2 separate regions of the Homo sapiens genome follow, and region 2 is linked to region 1. Evidence: read pairs that join two places in POLR2A ChIA-PET (ENCODE). Cell type or tissue: A673. All regions are shown on one strand. Each heading gives the region's core, and the rest is flanking DNA. Links, peaks and the distances in the headings are about the cores only.

Region 1 (10,111 bases), core at 2,952-6,951:
TCCCATTGCTGTCATCTGGTTAATTCCCTTGCCCTCTGTCCTTCAAACCTCAGCTCTAACAGCCAGCATCCATTCTGAGGGCAGGACCTATTCTTCCAGTGCCAAGCCCTTTCTCCCTCAATCCGCCCAACACTGGGCTGCCGGTACTCACTGTGTGCTTCCACCAAGTCGATCTGCATGTTATACGGGACCAGGGGGTCAGGCAGTTCTGAGAAAAAGCTCTTCATGGCACCAGCCACGGTATTCACCGTAAAGTCTTTCTCTGCCAGGTCCAGGTTGTGGTCTGAAAGGAAGTCAGGAGAGTGAGGCCAAACCATTCTAAGCCAGGCAGAAGCATCAGGACAACTCGGGGCTCAGGAGAGGCTAGAGAAACCTCAAGGAGCCAGAGACGGCCTCAGGACTGGCAAGGATTGGAGGGGTGGGACTTGTGAGCGCTAACGCGAGTTCTGAGGTTCAGGCATGGGCTGGCCCCAGCACCTCTTTCCGAGACTGCTGAACTGCCCCTTCTACCACTCTCGGGGCAGGGGTGCTACCCCCACATGCTGGTTTTTGGTGCCAGGAGCTTGCCTTCATCTGGCTTTGATATGCTGTTGCCTCTTCCTTACTCCCTTCCCATCACAGAAGAAGGAGGCGGCTTTCCTAAAGGGTGGCTCGCTTTCCAGGTAGGTCACAAAGATGTTAGCAACCACTGTGACTGCTGCCTCCATCCTTGTCCCCTATGGTGGGAGGGCAAATAGGCTCATTTTTTCTCTCTCTGGCCCTTCCCAGCCACAGGCACCGCTGACCCATGTCATGCTTTCCTTCTCATTGCATACATACTTCAGTGCGTTCCTGATGACGAAGAAATCTCTACAGATGGACAGTACCAGGTTCCACTATGGGGGAGGTAAGCTGGTACAGGATCTCCCATATATACAAATGCATCCCACACTGGGGGCTCTACCCTCACTTTGGCCTCGTGTCTCCCACAGATTAGCAGGCGTTTCCCTGTCCTGCGGTCCCCTCTGCCTGCTGCCGGCCAGCTGAGCCCGACTGCGGTGCTGCAAGGCGCAAGGGCCGCCCACCTGGGAAGTGGGTGTGGTGTCCACTCTGGGTGGTGCCTCCTGCCCTGGCTGCTGATAGATGGGAATGTGCCCTGCTCTGGTGCTTTTGCTTCTGGCACTGGGGGACGTGGCTTCTCATCCCACAGTGTGGGCAATTCCAAGAGGTAGTTTGGCTGCCTGACTTTAGGCCTCTTGAAGCTGGCTCAGCTTAGGAGAAGGGAGTCCCTGCCAAGAGCTATGTAACTTGGGTCTCTGTCCCAAGGGCTCAGCTCCTCACACGATGGTCCCTCACTTTCTCTGGTGCTGGGACTTTGTGAGGAGGGTAGATCTGAGGCCCTGGCAAAACAGGATCACATCTCAACCCGACTTGTATATCATGTGCCTGCAACTAGCTCTGCATGGGAAAACAGGCAAAGCTCTTCAGTGTGGTGAGGGAGGCATGTGCCCGGGCAACCTGGAAGAGCATCTGTGAGTGGCAGTGTGGGGAGTGGCCTACATGACCCAGCTTGGGCAGGGATGGTGCTTCGGTTCACTGACAGGACCCGGTCCCCTCCTCCCCGCTGCAGCCACACATGGTCTCTTTCTCAGTCTCAGCACCTCGTGGCTTTGGGTCTGTGCTGGCAGGAGTGCTCCGAAGCCCCACAGACAGTTCACCGAGGCAGCTGTGTCTGCCTTGACCAGCTCTGGCCTCGGATGCCTGGCCAGGCTGCACTTTACCTTGATCAAACTGTCTCTGCAGACTCTCCATCTCAGACTTGTTCCCGCTGACCCGGTAGATGCCTTCCGTGCTCAGTCCTGAGGAGAAACAGGCAGGGTCTTAGGAGCAGGAACTGGAGAGCAGAGAATGAGGAGGGCTGGGCTCGAAGACAAGGAGAAAGCCAGGGAAAGTCCATGAGGTGCCCACCACAAGAGAGGAGCAGGCCTCAGCACACTCTCGTTTGATTTTTCTAGATGCTTCAACCCATCTGACCTCCATTTTCTTTTTCACTTAAAAATTTTAAAGTATTTGTTTTTTGGTAAAAATGGAAAGACTATAGAAGCACAGCAGCTAAAGATAACTTCTGTTCATATTTTGATGTATACTCTTGAGTTTTTCATTTTCATTTAAAAAACAGAGGTAGTATATATTTTAACCCAATTACTTTCACTTACAAAGTATGTTGTGAATTTATTTTAATCACTTCAAGTTCTTATTCTTTTACATGATTTTAAAGACACCAAAGTATATGATCACTGTAAGAATAGTCATGCTGTTAATCATACAGGGTTGGCTGGGAGCGGTGGCTCACGCCTGTAATCCCAGCACTTTGGAAGGCTGAGGCAGGAGGATCACTTGAGGTCAGGAGTTCGAGACCAGCCTGGCCAACATAGTGAAACCCCATCTCTACTAAAAATACAAAATCAGCTGGGTGTGGTGGTGCGCGCCTGTAATCTAAGCTACTTGGGAGGCTGAGGCAGGAGAATTGCTTGAACCCAGGAAGCGGAGGTTGCAGTGAGCTGAGATTGCGTCACTGCACTCCAGCCTGGGTGACAGGTGAGACTCTCTCAAAAAAAAAAAAAAAAAAGAAAAAAAAGAAAAAAAAAAGTGATACAGGGTTTTCCAAGTTTTTACTGTTAGAAAATTAACTTGCGCAGGGTGTGGTGGCTCACGCCTGTAATCCCAGCACTTGGCTCATGCTTGTAATCCCAGCACTTTGGGAGGTCGAGGTGGGTGGATAGCCTGAGGTCAGGAGTTCGAGACCAGCCTGACCAACATGGAGAAACCCCATCTCTACTAAAAGTACAAAATTAGGTGGGTGTGGTGGCACATGCCTATAATCCCAGCTACTCGGGAGGCTGAGGCAGAAGAATTGCTTGAACCCAGGAGGTGGAGGTTGTGGTGAGCCAAGATCGTGCCACTGCACTCCAGCCTGGGCAACAAGAGCAAAACTCTGTCTGAAAATAAATAAATAAATAAATAAAATTAACTCACAAGTATGTTTTTTTGACAACTAGTAAAAGCTTAACAGATTACTGGAAATAGGTATTTCTTACTTTGTGAATATCGTATTCATGTTCTTGTTAATTTTCCTAGTGTTCTTATTTTGAACTTGAGAAAGTCTATGAATATTAAGTAATTATATCAACGTTATATATGTTTACATTTTTCCTTTTTGTTATCTGTCTTCTAATTTTGTTTACTGAATTTGTTGAAGTATATAATTCAAAAATTTTAGGCTTTCAAGACCAGCCATTTCCTTTATGATGTCTTCCTTGGTTTTTATGCTTAGAATAGGTTTTTCCTATTCCTGTATCAGCTATTGTTTTTTTTCCTTCTAGTTCTTTTTATCAGTTAAAAAAATCATTTCATTCTGTGATCATTCTGGAACTTATTTGGTGTATAGTGTGATACAAGAAAAAAAGTAGTAAAAGTCAATTAAATACGTAAGTTAGAATAAAATATCAAGGGAAGGATGGGCTCCCACTCCCTCCCCATCCTACCGTGGGCAGAGGAGCACTGTTCAGCTTAGAGTGGATTCCAAGCTGTCTACTGAGTCCACTCACCCTGTCCTGGGAACGAAGTCCACTGTGAGCCATCAAGATCTCAAGGACTTTGTCGAAAGGACAGTGAAGTCACTGTGAAAACTGACATGGGGTCTCATGGCTAAAGCAACCCTGGGTCCCTTCTGAAGACTGGCTTTGAGCGACTCTGTCTTGCTGAAGGTGCACAGAGGAAGCACTGTGGGTGCTGCCCCTGGACAACAGAAACAGTGCCGACAGTAGAGAGCACCGGGCCCTGGAGTCAGTCAGGCTTCCGAGAGCCACGTGTTGGTTGTTATTGTCACTGCTACCTCTGGAGAGACAGCCATCAGGCAAGATAAAAGCAACTGGCCTGCCTGTTTTCTGGGGGTCCCAGACTTCTTGAGGCTTCAAGAACACTGGAGCAAGAGGCATCAATTCTCTGGCTTAAAAGCTGTTAATTGCACCAAGGCCCTTTCCCCGAGAGAAAAGGAGGTTAATGGACCAACCCCAGGGACATCCTACCAAGCAACGCCTAGTTACAAAGGAGCTGCCACTGCTGTACTCGCCTGGGAGAGTGCTGGCACTTTCCATATCAGAGTGGTCACACGCTGTGCACTGAGCTAGGTGCTTTGTCCCCATCCACCATTTGCTTGTTTATTAAATAAACGATGATGCCATTTAATCTCCCACACCTCATGGGAAGAGCTATTGGGTAGGTAGAGAATACACACATGAGGAAACTAAGATTCAGAAAGGTGAAGTCCTTGCCCCAGATCATAGCTGCTAAGAGGCAGAGTGGTCTGAGTCCGGGGACTCTGCCACTGTCCTGCCTCCTTAGTGTTCCAGAAGACACCTGGCTCAAGCTTCTGCTGCTTCCTATTAATCCACCAGGCTGGGGTACAGACCACAGCACCCCCGTTTCTCAGAAGCAGCACCACACTTGGGTGAAGCCCTCTGGCCTAAGCACCAGGGCAGCTTTTGAGATGGCACACCCGTACCCCCTGTGCTGTCGAGACCCTGCTCACCAGCACTAGTTAGTAATTTTTCCACTGACTCTTTTCTCAACTGCTCTCAAGACATATTTAAACTTCTACCTATTTCACATATGAGCAAGCCTTGGGTATGTGTCAGCAGGCTCAAGTCTTCATCTCCTAATTTGAAAAAAACAAATAAAACTAAATCTAAGTTATTTTCCCTTTCCCTGAATATCAGCCCTACATAATACAAAGAAAATGACAGGACAAATAGCACCAGTCTCAAGAGTCCGGAATAATGCAGCAATGTCACCGTTCCTGAGTCTCAGTGTAGAGAGGCAGTCTCCGAGCTGCAGAAGACCTGGCCAGCCGAGGGCCGCACATCACCTTCTGGTGACCCTGACCTTCAGCGGGACTGAGGACTGCTCTGCATTGCCTCATAATGGCCACCGGCCCCGGCATGAGAGGGCAGGAGACGAACTGCAAATTAGCGATCTGGCAATTATCAGTGGTGTGGACCTGCTGAAACTTCACTAGATGGATCGTCACACAAATGGAAGCACTGGAAAGCACGAGGCCGTACCAGAGCATCAATTAATCATCAACTTAGTACTTCCTGTCATCTGGGCACATGTTTATTTTACGCAATCCCATTTTAAAATAGCAACCCTGCTGCTGTCGTACACAATACCACGGCGTAATTTAGGAAAGGTAGCATTTGCTTGGCTAGTGCAATTTATCGTAACTACTAATTAGACATCAATTAAAAAAAGATTAAAAAAACTGAGAGCAGGCTGCAAACACCACCAAGGCTGCAGGGAGCTGGCAACCCAGGTGAGAAACAGGACGCTGGAAAGAGCACGGGCAGCTTGCCAAAGGCCTGAGACCACAGCAGGAAAAGGGCTGGGGTCCTGGAGCAGACCCCCTGGCAAAGATGCTGGATATTAAGGCATTTGTGTCTAGAACACCCCACTGTTCCTACATGGAAACACCCTAGGGGTGACTCTGGCCCACACCCGCCAGTGGCAGAAGGCAGAATTCTTACCAACAGTGACCTCCACCCACCATGTCTACTGCAGGCTCCCAAGTCCATCTGAGAAAGCCTCAACCTTAAACTCACAGGCATCCTTACCTACCAGAAATCTCCAAAGACCCATGTCACCAAAGCATAGCCTTGGCTGCAGGCCTTTTCTGTTTCTCTCCTTCTTTTTTAAAAGCCCTCCCTACTGGCTGCAATTATCTTCTATGTTTAAGTTAATCTTTGGAAATAGAACAAGAAAAAGCTCAGAACAGCCAAGATCACTATGTTCAAATATCTGAACAAGGCCATGTAGAAAAGTCTTGTTCCAATGGTTCTAGGGGACAGAGCTACAATCAAGAATGGGAATTACAAGGCTGGGTGCAGTGGCTCATGTCTGTAATCCCCGCACTTTGGGAGGCCGAGGCGGGCGAATCACGAGGTCAGGAGATCGAGTCCATCCTGGTTAACATTGTGAAACCCCGTCTCTACTAAAAATACAAAAAAAATTAGCCAGGCATGGTGGCGGGTGCCTGTAGTCCCAGCTACTCGGGAGGCTGAGGCAGGAGAATGGCGTGAACCTGGGAGGCGGAGCTTGCGGTGAGCTGAGATCGTGCCACTGCACTCCAGCCTGGGTGACAAAGCGAGACTCTGTCTCAAAAAAAAAAAAAAAAAAAAAAAAAGAATGGACATTACAGAATGGCAAATATTCTCTCAATATATAACTATTAACAGCCATAGCTGTTATTCATTGAAATAGACCAGAATTTTTGAATCTCCTCTCACCAGACAACCATCTGACTGGGGTACTGTTTAAAAAGATGAATACCTGGTCTAGGAAGCTAGCTAATAACAATAATGATAAGCCATTTATCAAATGCTTACTCTGTATGAGGCACACGGTGCTAAGTGCTTTCGTGCCTTTTCATAGCAGTTCTCACAATAACCCCTCCAGACTGGTGATTATTATCCCATTCTACAGACAGGAACGCTGAGACCAGGAGGTAAAGGAACATGTAGAGAATGAGTGAGTCGCACAGATGGGATTTGAATCCTACCTGAGTTCTTCTTCTATGATGCTCAAAATCACTATTTCTCAAGAGTGAGCATGCAGCAGAGTCACCTGGAGGGCCTGTTACGGTGCAGGTGCGGGGGCTCCAGCCACAGAGTTTTGGATTCAGTCAGTTTGGAGGGGAGCCCAAGAATTTTTTTTTTTTTTTTTTTTTTTTTTTTTTGTACACAAGGTCTTGCTTTGTCACTCAGGCTGGAGTGCAGTAGCACCATCTTGGCTCACTGTAGCCTCAACCTCCCAGGCTCAAGCGATCCTCTCACCTCAGCCTCCTGAGTAGCTGCGAGGGACTATAGGTGTGCACCACCACACCTGGCTAATTTTTAAATTTTTTTTTCGTAGAGATGGGGGTCTCACTTTGTTGCCCAGGTTGGTGTCAAACTCCTGGGCTCCAGCGATCCTCTTGCCATTGCCTCCCAAAATGCTGGGATTCTGGGTGTGGGCCATTGCGCCTGGCCTCAAAATCTGCATTTCTAATGCATTCCCAGATGATGCTGCTGCTGCTGGCCAGCGAACCACACTTGGAGAACTGCCATTCTAGAAGATGTGCCAGAGCTCTAAGGCTCCAGAGAAGTCTTAGTCAGAACTCTTGAATTCTATGATTCAATAAAATCAGGGGTAATATACCAGGCAAAATAGATACCACATACTTTAGGAACAAAGCACTTCCAAACAGCATGAAAACTGCTGCTTTTTATACGAAAACAAGCCCTTAGGCATTGCTTAATCTTTTTTTTTTTTTTTGAGACAAAGTCTCACTCTGTTGCCCAGGCTGGAGTGCAGTGGCTCAATCTCGGCTCACTGCAACCTCCGCCTCCTGGGTTCAAGCGATTCTCATGGCTCAGCCTCCCGAGTAGCTGGGATTACAGGCGCCTGCCACTGCACCTGGCCAAGTTTTGTATTTTTAGTAGAGATGGGGTTTTGCCATGTTGGCTAGACTGGTCTCAAACTTTTGAACTCAAGTGATCCGCCCGCCTTGGCCTCCCAAAGTGCTGGGATTACAGGCATGAGCCACCGCACCCGGCTCCTTTACACAGTTTTCAGTCTTGGTCTTCCACAAAAATACTTTGGCAGGGCAGGCGTGATGGTTCCCGCCTATAATCCCAGCACTTTGGGAGGCCAAGGCGGGAGGATTGCTTGAGCCCAGTTCGAGACCAACCTGGGCAAAACAGCAAGACTCCATCTCTACAAGAAATAAAAAATTAGCCAGGCATGGTGTCATGCTTGTAGTCTCAGCTACTTGGGAGGCTGAGGTGGGTGGATCATTTGAGCCTGGGAGGTTGAGGCTGCAGTGAGCCATGTCCATAACACTGCACTTCAGCTTGGGAGACAGAGTGAGACCCTATCTCAAAACAAAACAAAACAAAACAAAACAAAACAAAACAAAACAAAACACCAAAAAATACTTTGGTGACATAGGAAGACTAGACGGCCCTCCGGTGAGAGCTGGTGGGGACTTCCCCATGGACTAGGAACTGGTATTTCAGCCCTTCGACTGCCCTGTCAGAGCTGTGGTGGCTGGCCCTGCTCCTGGGAGGTGTCTGTGGCAGGACGGACACTAAAAAAATGGAGAGATGCCCCTCAGGAGCTTGGAAATCAATGGGGAAAATCACCTCCTTTCCTGGTATCCTGATTTTCTGAAATATCCAAACAGGTTTTGATCCTGGACCCCAGGCAGGCCCTTCTTAGCAGCAGTGCTGTCGGCCAGCGTCAGGCTTCGCCTCTGCTCCTTCACACCAGGACTCAGTTCCTCCAAAGTTTCCTTTCTAGCAACACATCAATACTTCCTCCAAGACGAACTCAGACTTGCTTATTTTTTACTTTCTATATTTAGATATAGAAACTCAGCACTTAGTCCTTTAAAAAAATTTAATTGGCACTGCTAGTACTCTAAAACACCCCATGCCAGGCAGGACTTAACTAACAACTTTTGTCGACTTTTCTGGAGTCTGGAAGCATCTAATAAACCATTCCCTTTTTCTTTTACACATGCAAGACTAAGTCTAAGGCAGGCTAAACTGCAAGGCCGGAGGGGTGCTGAGCACTCAGGGAGAGAAGGAAACTCTTTGAGCATTAAATTCAAATGGTCTTGAAGAGGACCGACCTCTGTGGAAAGGTATGAAGCCCTTCTTTTTCATCCAATGCTAACAGTGTATCTATGGTGTGTCTTCTGAGGACCACACTGCGGCACTCCCCCAATCTCACCTCAATGGAAGATCAAAGGGTGAGGGGGCAGGAGAGCATTTAGGTCAAAATCAAAGCAATCATGTCTCCATTTCCTTCTATGTGTAACAGAGATAACAGTTCTCACCTCATCCCCTGGTGGTATGTATTTAATGAGATCTTAGCACTTAGTGCTGAGAGAGTAGCTATTATCCTAATGATCTAAGTGGAAAGCTGGTTGGCAAGTGGATGAGCACCTGAGTTCTGCTGTCAGGGAGACATGGGTTCGAATCCTGCCCCTGACCTCAGCTAATCTGACCGTACAATGGAATAAATGAGATCGTCTATGCACAGTCCACTGCACAATGCCTGCCAGTATTCTTTTTTCTCTACACTCTTAACAAGCCTCAACAATGGCACCTGCCTGTAGGCATGACCTATTCTGAGAGCGTGGCCAAAACAAGACAGTTTGTAGAAAAACATTTTAAAACATGCATGGCTTTGACACCAAAATGACCTTGGTTCTGATCCTGGTTCTGTCTTATAGCTAGGCTGGGTGTCTGAGAGTAAATCGCCTCTCCTCTCAGGGGCTTGGAATCCTCATCCAAAATGGGGTAATGACATCATTAATGAGTCTGTCAAGATGCTGTAAATATTATTATTATTTTTGAGATGACAAGAGTTTCACTCTTGTTGCCCAGGCCAGAGTGCAATGTGCAATCTCGGCTCACTGCAACCTCCGCTTCCCGGGTTCCAGCGATTCTCCTGCTTCAGCCTCCCGAGTAGCTGGGATTATAGGAACCCACCATCACGCTTGGCTAATTTTTGTGTTTTTAGTAGAGACGAGGTTTCACCATGTTGGCCAGGCTGGTCTTGAACTCCTGACCTCAGGTGGTCCGCCCACCTTTGCCTCCCAAAGTGCTGGGATTACAGGCATGAGACACCGCGCCCGGCCCTCAATTTTCTCTTCTATGAACTGGAGGGCAAGGATGTCTGGCCTGAGAAGAACGACGGCCTCCTCTCCATAGAGAAGGTTTCCTCGCTGTGTCTCTCCGCAGAAGCGCTACTATTGAAATCACACGAGTCCCCGCAGCTCCCCCTGCTGCCTTCCTGCTCGGGAGGTGCCTGGGTGGTTTTCTGGCTGCTCTCCTCCTTGAACACTCGGGTCCTCTGTCCCTCCCCTGCCCCTTCGTTAGCTGTCTTCCCAGGTAATTCCCCTGTCAGTCAAGACCTGCTTCTTCCTGTGCCAGACTTTCCCCCCATGATAGAAGGCCACTAACACTCTATTACGATGACTTGACTGGGTGTGAGTGCCACAAGCAGGCACTGTGGCTTTATACAT
Region 2 (9,229 bases), core at 1-4,000, 350 kb before region 1:
CTGGGATTGCAGGCATGAGCCACCGCGCCCAGCCCTAAGTAGGTAAATTTCAAAGTGTGTTAGTCCCCGCTGCAGAACCCCATGCCCTAGAATATTACCATCTCCAAATCTTGGGCTCTGGAGAGCTGGCAGGCAGCACAGCAAGTGGTCCTGAGCAGCCCCGGCCTCCATGACTGTGGGTGTCAGTTGCAGCTGGCTGTGCCTATTTCCTCATCGGGGAAACAAGAGTCATTGAGGTGAACCTACCTCTGGTTTTGGGAGTCCTTGAGGAGTTAAGATTTGTCCAGCACGTGGCACACAGGCTCCGGTAGACAAAGCTGTGGGTAGCACAGGACCCAGGCAGGAGTCCCCACCCCCCCACCCCCACAATGTCAGAGTGACCTGGCCCTGAGGCTCTCTGCTGACTATTATGGGTTGGCTGGCACTGCTCAGCACTCCAGCTGGTGTTGAGGCAACAGGAAGGACAGAGAGGAAGTTGGGGCACTCCCCTCCCCCATGCCAGGTAGCAGTGAAGAGTCCAGGCCACTTGGTGTGTGTATTCGGAGTCTGGCATTCCACTTTCGTATTATTTTTATCCCTAGAGTAAAAGGTGTGCAGAATTTAGCCAGGTGCAGTGGCTCACACCTGTAATCCCAGTACATTGGGAGGCTGAGTTGAGGAGGAAGGATCGCTTGAGGCCAAGAGTTCAAGACCAGCCTAGGCAACACAGTGAGACCCTCTGTCTCTACAAAAAATTTAAAAATTAGCCAGGCATAGTGGTTCGTGCCTGCAATCCCAACCTTTTCTAAGACTGGGGTGGAAGATCACATGAGCCCAGGAGTTTGAGGCTGCAGTTAGCCATGATCGCGCCACTGCACTCCAGCCTGAGCAACAGAGTGAGACCCTGTCCCAAGAAAGAAAGAAAAAGAAAGAAAGAAAGAAAGAAAGGAAGGAAGGAAGGAAGGAAGGAAGGAAGGAAGGAAGGAAGGAAGGAAGGAAGGAAAGAAAGAAAGAAAGAGTACAGCATTTAAAAACTGAACCCCCCCTAGCCGGGCACAGTGGCTCACACCTGTAATCCCAGCACTTTGGGAGGCCGAGGTGGGCGGATCACTTGAGGCCAGGAGTTCAAGACCAGCCTGAGCAACATGGTGAAACCTGGTCTCTACTAAAAATACAAAAATCAGCCAGGCATGGTTGTGGGCTCCTGTAATTCCAGCTACTCGGGAGACTGAGGCAAGAGAATCGCTGGAACCCGGGAGGCAGAGGTTGCAGTGAGCCAAGATCATGCCACTGCACTCCAGCCTGGGCGACAACAGCGAGACTGCATCATAAAAAACAAACAAACAAACAACAACAACAAAAACCCTCAAATTCCTACCAGCTGTGTGGCCTTGGGCAAGTCACCTAAACTATCTGTGCCTCAGTAAAATGGGAATAATAATATTCCTGCCTTAGGGGGTGTTGTAAGAATTCAACAAGTTAGAAGGGTAGAGCTGAGTGTATAGCGCTGGTTTTCAGTGGGTGTCATACGTAGGCTAGCTGCTGTTATCACTGTCCACACGCATCCTCTCACCCCGCAAAGACTCCACCCTTCCTGGCCCTTGTTGATTACAATCCAGAAAACGAAAACTTTCTTTTTTTTTTTTTTTTTTTTTTTTTTTTTTTGAGACGGAGTATCACTCTGTCGCCCAGGCTGGAGTGCAGTGGTGCGATCTCGGCTCACTGCAAGCTCCACCTCCCGGGTTCGCATGATTCTCCTGCCTCAGTCTCCCGAGTAGCTGGGACTACAGGCGCCCGCTACCACTTCCGGCTAATTTTTTGTATTTTTAGTAGAGACAGGGTTTCACCGTGTTAGCCAGGATGGTCTCAATCTCCTGACCTCATGATCCGCCCACCTCGGCCTCCCAAAGTGCTGGGATTACAGGCGTGAGTCAACATGCCCAGCCCAATCCAGGAAACTTTCTGTGCATATAATTTGCCCAGCTGTAAGCCCAAAGCAATGGTATCGTAGATGGCATTTCCTTTGTAACGTCTTAACCAGAAATGGGAGCTTTCAACATACGTTGTTCCATTTCTTCATCTTTTCCACTTAACGTGCCCGATATCTGTTTTCCTGTCTATCTGTACAGATATCAACCCCATTCGTCCTCAAAGCATCAAAAACAGTCCACTGTCTGCCCAAGTGGTGCTTATTAACTAAAGGCCATTCAATAACAATGGTAAGGAGAATAATGAGAAACAGGGCCAGGTGCAGAAGCTCACACCTGTAATCCCAACGCTTTGGGAGTCCTAGGCAGACGGATCACTTGAGGTCAGGAGTTTGAGACCAGCCTGGCCAACATGATAAAATCTCATCTCTGCTAAAGATTTAAAAAAAAAAAAAAATTAGCTGGGCGTGGGGGCGAGTGCCTGTAATCTCAGCTACTCAGAAGGCCGAGGCAGGAGAATCCCTTGAAGCTGGGAGGTGGAGGTTGCAGTCAGCTGAGATCACACCACTGCACTCCAGCATGGGTGACAGAGTGAGACTCCATCTCAAAAAAAAAAAAATTGGATTTGGCTTAGATGATTTTGTCTTGCTGTTGGGTAATGTAAATGTTCTGAACACATTTGAGGTAGGCTACGCCCGTGAGGTCAAGGCTGCAGTGAGCCAAGATCGCGCCACTGCACTCCAGCCTGGACAACAGAGTGAGACCCTGTCTCAAAAAAAAAAAGTAGGCTATGATGTTCAGTAAGCTAGGTGTATTAAATCCAATTTGATTTACAATATTTTCAACTTATGTTGAAAATGTTGGGGGCTTTTGTTTTGTGTTTTCGTCTTGTTCAGTCACCCAAGCTGAGTTCAGTGGTTCAACCTCGGCTCACCACAGCCTCTACCTCCTAGGCTCAACTGATCCTCCTGCCTCAGCCTCTGGAGTAGCTGGGACTACGGGTGCACGCCATCATGCCCAGCTAATTTTTTTTTTTTTTTCTGTATGGACAGCCCTTACTCTGTTGCCCAGGCTGATCTCAAACTCCTGGGCTCAAGAAATCCTCCCACCTCAGCCTCCCAAAAGTGCTGCCATTACAGGCGTGAGCCACTGTGCCCAGCCTTACGATGGGTTGATAGAGATGGGACCCCATTGTAAGTCAAAGAGCGTCTGTACTTATATCTAGCTTTTAAATCATAGGTACCCTTCTTATTATTTCATAATAATTAAAATAATAGATGGCTTTTATTGAGCACCTATGACCTACAAGATATAACCCTCAACACAAACCCTTGAGGTCAATATTATCATCCTCATATCCCACAACATCAGCTCCTTCCAGCCTCGGGTGCCGCTGTGTCCCTGGCATCTGGGACAGAACCTGGCACACAGCACAGGCATGGTCGATATTTGGTAAGTGAAAGGATAAAAGAGTAAACTGAGGCACAGAGAGACTAAGTGGTCACTTAGGTTTCTTTTGTTGTGATTGCAAGCACCCTCACATGTGCCTCTTGGTGCACGCCTGTCTGTGCATCCAGTCTTGCTGGGTTCTCTGCTCTGGAAAACCCTGGAGCAGAATCAAAGAAGGCTGGCCGGGCGCAGTGGCTCACACCTGTAATCCCCGGCACTTTGGGAGGCCCAGGCAGGTGGATCACGAGGTCAGGAGATCGAGACCATCCTGGCTAACATGGTGAAACCCCATCTCTACTAAAAAATACAAAAAATTAGCTGGGCGCGGTGGCGGGCGCCTGTAGTCCCAGCTACTCAGGAGGCTGAGGCAGGAGAATGGCGTGAACCCAGGAGGCGGAGGTTGCAGTGAGCCGAGATCGCACCACTGCACTCCAGCCTGAGCAAGACTCCATCTCAAAAAAAAAAAAAAAAAAAAGGAGTCTGAACATTCTTTATTCCTGAACATCCATCTTCTAGGATTCCTCCCTCACGACCCAGCAATCAGCCTCCTTTCCGCAAAAGAACACATATGCTCACCAGAATACATGTGCCAGAATGTTCACAGCAGCCCAAGATGAGAAACCGTCCAAATAGCCACCCACAGCAGAATGGATAAACACATCATGGGGTGTTCACCCTGTGGAATATTCTACACGATGAGAATGAACAAACACCACACAAGAATGTGGACAGATTTTGTGATAGAACATTGAGGGGGCCAGGCACGGTGATTCACGCCTGTAATCCCAGCACTTTGGGAGGCCAAGGTAGGTGGATCACCTGAGGTCAAAAGTTGGAGACCAGCCTGGCCAACATGGTGAAACCCCATCTCTACTAAAAATACAAAAATTAGCTAGGTGTGGTGGCGTGCACCTGTAATCCCAGCTACTCAGCAGGCTGGGGCAGGAGAATCACTTGAACCTGGGAGGCGGAGGTTGCAGTGAGCCAAGATCGCACCACTGCACTCCAGCCTGGGAGACAGAGTGAGACCCTGTCAAAAGAAAGAAAGAGAGAAAAGGAAAGAAAGAGAAAAGAATTGGAATCGCTGAGTTAAAGGGCTTGCTTGCTACACATGCTACAGTTTGGTGGATCTGCCGAAAGCTGCAGGAATTCCTGCAGGTTTGAGAGAGGCTGTTTCCCATACATCTGTGTGTGAAAAACCATTTGGGCAGGGCACAGTGGCTCACGCCTGTAATCCCAGCACTTTGGGAGGCCAAGGCGGACAGATCACCTGAGGTCGGGAGTTCGAGACCAGCCTGACCAACATGGAGAAACCCCATCTCTACTAAAAATACAAAATTAGCCAGGCATGGTGGCATGCGCTTGTAATCCCAGCTGAGACAAGAGAATCCCTTGAACCTGGGAGGTGGAGGTTGCGGTGAGCCAAGATGGCACCATTGCACTCCAGCCTGGGCAACAAGAATGAAAACCTGTCTCCAAAAAGAGAAAGAAAAAAAATGCTTAGATCCTTTGACAAGAGCTTTGCTGCTGGGCTGCCCAAGTTAATTCAAGAGCCCAGGACTGTGACGTGCGTTCCAGTGTGGCTGTAATAAGACTGCACTTCTCAAACTCTAGTTCTGCTTCCCAGATTCTGAAAGTAATGATTCCGAGAAGCCAAGATCATGCAATCTCTCTCTCCCTCCTTCCCGCCCTTGTAGCCTCCATCCTTACCGTCTCTTCCAAGAGTGTCCCCACGTGAGTCAAACGCCACTTGGGAGCCCAATCCGGGCCCACAGCCAGGACCCAGGAGGTCTGGGGTCTCTCCCTGCCGTGTCTGGCAGCTGGTAGAGTCCTGGAAATCCGTCCTGTTTGCCAGGGCTCCTGTCGGATGCTGCTGAGCACTGCCACCTCACCAGTCCCAGTGAATCTTTATAAGCAGTACAAAATAGGAGTGGCCTTGTCTCGCTCTCAGGGTGTGTTTGTCCTGTCTTCTTCCCGTGACTCACAGAACCCAAAATTACGGGGTGGCTGGCAGGGCAGGAGAGGGCTCGGTTGGGTGGAGGGCTGATCCCAAGTCCCCAACCCTAGTCTCGAAGTCCCACCTTCCTGGAAGCCAGACCTGCATGCGGTTTGCTCTTTAACGCCTTAGAGGTCTTGGCCTGGATTCTGTTTGCCCACAACATGCCAGCTGCCCCCAGCCACCTCCAGGCCTCTAACTGTGTTCAACCCCTCCCTTCTGCAGCCTCAGGACAGACAAACATCCCTCCCTCCTCCTCGGCTCTGAGGAAGACAGCCTGGGGTCACATTCTCCACAAAAAGACCACAGCAGCTGAGCGCAGGGCCCAACGCCTCAGTGGTAGAAAAAGCACAAACAACTCCTTTCTTGGGCCTCAATTTTCCATCTGTAGAATGGGAAGATGTTGTTGGCCATAGCGATGCTTTACTTTTTTTAGAGATGGAGTCTTGCTCTGTCGCTCAGACTGGCGTGCAGTGAAAACATTATGCCTCACTGCAGCCTCAAACTCCTAGGCTCAAGTGATCCTCCCACCTCAGCCTCCTGAGTAGCTAGGACTACAGGCATGCACCAACATACCTGGCTAATTTTTTAAAATTTTCTGTAGAGGTGCGGCCTTGCTGTGTTGCCCAGCCTCAAGCCATCCTCACACCTCGACCTCCCAAAGGGCTGGGATTACAGAAGTGAGCCACAGCCGTGATAGCAATTCTTAACCTCTTCCAGCATATCACAGTGGCTGAGAACAAGAACTCAAGGGCCAGAATGATGAGATTCATATTCCAGGTCGACACACCCTCATCAAAGTTCAGGGCCTCAGCCCCTCTGAACCTCAACTTCCTCATCTGTGCAGTGGATGTTTGCTATGAGCGTTGGATACATTTAAAACGCACAGAACTGGCTGGGCGCGGTAGCTCACATCTGTAATCCCAGCACTTTGGGAGGCCGAGGCAGGTGGATCACTTGAAGTCAAGTGTTCAAGACCAGCCTGGCCAACATGGCAGAACACCATCTCTACTAAAAATACAAAAATTAGCTGGGCGTGGTGGTGCGTGCCTGTAATCCCAGCTACTCGGGAGGCCGAGGCAGGAGAATCATTTGAACCGAGGAGGCGGAGGTTCCAGTGAGCCGAGATCTCACCATTGCACTCCAGCCTGGGCGACAGAGTGAGACTCTGTCTCAAAAAAACAAAAACAAAAAAACCGGAGCAGTGCCTGGCACATAGTATACGCTAGGCTCACGCAACAGCAACAAGACTGTAACGTGAATTCTTAAAGTACACATACCACGCAGGCTTAGCAAGAGGAAGTGGCTCCAACCCCAACTTTGGAACCTCTTTATTCAGCAGTTCTTTCTGTTTGTGCTTTTTTTGTGCGTGCTTTAGGGATTCAAGGGATATATTTACACACTTCTTTTGTTATTGTTTTAGAGAATGAAATCACTTTGCTAGAGGAAGTTGTTCGTGAGACAAGGAGCTGGGACTCACTGTTTGACCCAGGGCTTCCTCCACTCTGTTTCCCTGACTAGGTGACCCTGCGTTGGCTGACCCTCACCCCGGACCCTCAGAGAGGAAAACATCCCCCAAGTCCCCTCCCCTCCTCTTCTGTCCCGGGAAGCCCCCTCCTTGGGAGAGGAGGGACATCCTGCCAGCCCCAATCTCCTGTGGGAATCTGCCCTGGCCTGAAGAAGAGATTAAGAGGAAAGAAACCGAGGTGGAACCTTCCCTTTATCAGCTCAAACTTTCTTTTTTTCTTTCTTTTTTTTTTTTTTTTTGAGACGGAGTCTGTCTCTGTTGCCCAGGCTGGAGTGCAGTGGCGCGATCTCGGCTCACTGCAAGCTCCACCTCCCGGGTTCACACCATTCTCCTGCCTCAGCCCCCCCGAGTAGCTGGGACTACAGGCACCCGCCACCACGCCCGGCTAATTTTTTTTGTATTTTTAGTAGAGACGGGGTTTCGCCGTGTTAGCCAGGATGGTCTCGATCTCCTGACCTCATGATCTGCCCACCTCGGCCTCCCAAAGTGCTGGGATTACAGGCATGAGCCACCACGCCCGGGAGCTCAAACTTGCTTTAACTTGAAAAGTTAACGATGGTCTGTTCCTCAGATGCTTCATCTTGATAAACTCCTGATACATCCACTAAGTTTTTCAACATACATTTCTTAGAATTGCAGCCAGGCAGGATGGCTTACACCTCTAATCTCCACACTTTAGGAGGCCGAGGTGTGAGGACTGCTTGAGGCTAGGATTTTGAGACCAGCCTGACCAACATAGTGAGATGCTGTCTCTGGGGGAAAAATATATATTTTTTTAATCCAGGGTCTGACTCTTCACCCAGATTGGAGTGCAGTGGTGTGATCACAGCTCACCGCAGCCTTGACCTCCTGGGTTCAAGCAATCCTCCCACCTCAGCCCCCAAAGTAGTTGGGACTACAGGCTCAAGCCACCACACCCAGCTAATTTTTTAAAAAACTTTTTGTAGAGATGGGGTCTGTCTCTGTTGCCTAGTCTTGCCTCCAATTCCTAGGCTCGAGCAATCCTCCCACACTGGCCTTCCAAAGTGCCGTGATTACGTGTGCTAGCCACAGCATCTGCCCCCCTAGAATTTGTTTTAATTAGCCAGGCGTGTTGGAGCGAGCCTGTAGTCCTGCTACTCTGGAGGCTGAAGTGGGAGGTGGAGGCTGAGGAGGGAGGATCGCTTGAGCCCAAGAGCTCAAGGCTGCAGTGAACTGTGAATGCACCACTGCACTCCAGCCTGAGCAACAGAGAAAGGCCCTGACTCGAAAAAATAATTTAAAATTTTAAAAAAATTGCCAGTCACGGTGGCTCATGCCTGTAATCCCAGCACTTTGGGATGCCAAGGTGGGTGGATCACCTGAGGTCGGGAGTTCAAGACCAGCCTGACCAACATGGAGAAACCCCGTCTCTACTAAAAATACAAAATTAGCCTAGGTGGTGGGCGCCTGTAATCCCAGCTACTCGGGAGGCTAAGGCAGGAGAATCGCTTGAACCTGGGAGGCGGAGGTTGCGGTGAGCCGAGATCGCGCCATTGCACTGTAGCCTGGGCAACAAGAGCGAAACTGCGTCTCAAAAAAAAAAAACCAAAAAAACAAATTTTTAAGTGTCTTAGATTTGAGGCTGGGCGCAGTGGCTTACTTCTGTAATCCCAGCACTTTGGGAAGCCAAGGCCAGTGGATCATTTGAGGTCAGGAGTTCCAGACCCACCTGGCCAACATTGTGAAACCCTGTCTCTACTGAAAATACAAAAAAAAAAAAAAATTAGTCAGGCTTGGTTGGGGAGTACCTGTAATCCCAGCTACTCAGGAGGCTGAGGCAGGAGAATTGTTTGAACCTGGGAGGTGGAGGTTGCAATGAGCCAAGATGGCACCACTGCACTCCAGCCTGGGCGACAGAGCAGGACTCCGTTTCCAAAAAAACAAAAACAAAACAAAAATCTTAGATTTGGGAAGGCAAAGATTTTCTGGTGTCCCTGGAGCTGAGGGCTGTCACTTGGAGGTCTGGGGGTTGCTATGGGCCAAGAACAGGGTCTCTACAGGCCTCGGAAGGCAGGAGGGGGGCCAGTGTGTACGTGCAGGGGATTCTCTCTCAGCCACCCTGTGAAAAGCCGAGCACTACCCCCTCAACTCACCAGCCATTTCCTCCTGGGAGAAATTTTGAATGAGAACATCCTACAAGGATTTTTTTTGCTTCTTTTTTTCTTTTTCTTTCTCTTTTCTTTTTTTTTTTTTTTGAGACAGAGTCTTGCTATGTCGCCCAGGCTCGAGTGCAGTGGTGTGATCTTGGCTCACTATACCCTCTGCCTCCCAGGTTCAAGCAATTCTCCAGCCTCAGCCTCCTAAGTAGCTGGGATTACAGGCACCTGC

What was found. ChIA-PET counts read pairs that join two places held together with the same protein. Peaks named below come from ENCODE experiments on the same cell type or tissue, not always from the same donor. Only the 100,000 strongest peaks of a DNase experiment are listed, where the experiment ranks them.
Region 2: POLR2A ChIA-PET joins it to region 1 with 5 read pairs; 2 of 35 experiments call an interaction of 5 or more read pairs at or near these places.

What each region holds. Positions count from the first base shown.
Region 1 is chr19:46,979,716-46,989,826 of GRCh38, reverse strand. It overlaps ARHGAP35 (Rho GTPase activating protein 35), which reads right to left. Exons shown (of 7, transcript NM_004491.5): 4 at 1,761-1,838; 5 at 152-283. Among named protein-coding and RNA genes, the nearest start is that of NPAS1, 35 kb to the left of the region's middle. In A673, for the core only: no CTCF peak of the experiment used is centred there; a DNase peak (open chromatin) is centred at 5,136; H3K27ac peaks cover 1,526 bases.
Region 2 is chr19:47,328,187-47,337,415 of GRCh38, reverse strand. It overlaps C5AR2 (complement C5a receptor 2), which reads right to left and starts at 5,241. Exons shown (of 2, transcript NM_001271749.2): 1 at 5,067-5,241. RefSeq lists silencers at 2,318-2,518, 2,330-2,624. In A673, for the core only: no CTCF peak of the experiment used is centred there; no DNase peak of the experiment used is centred there.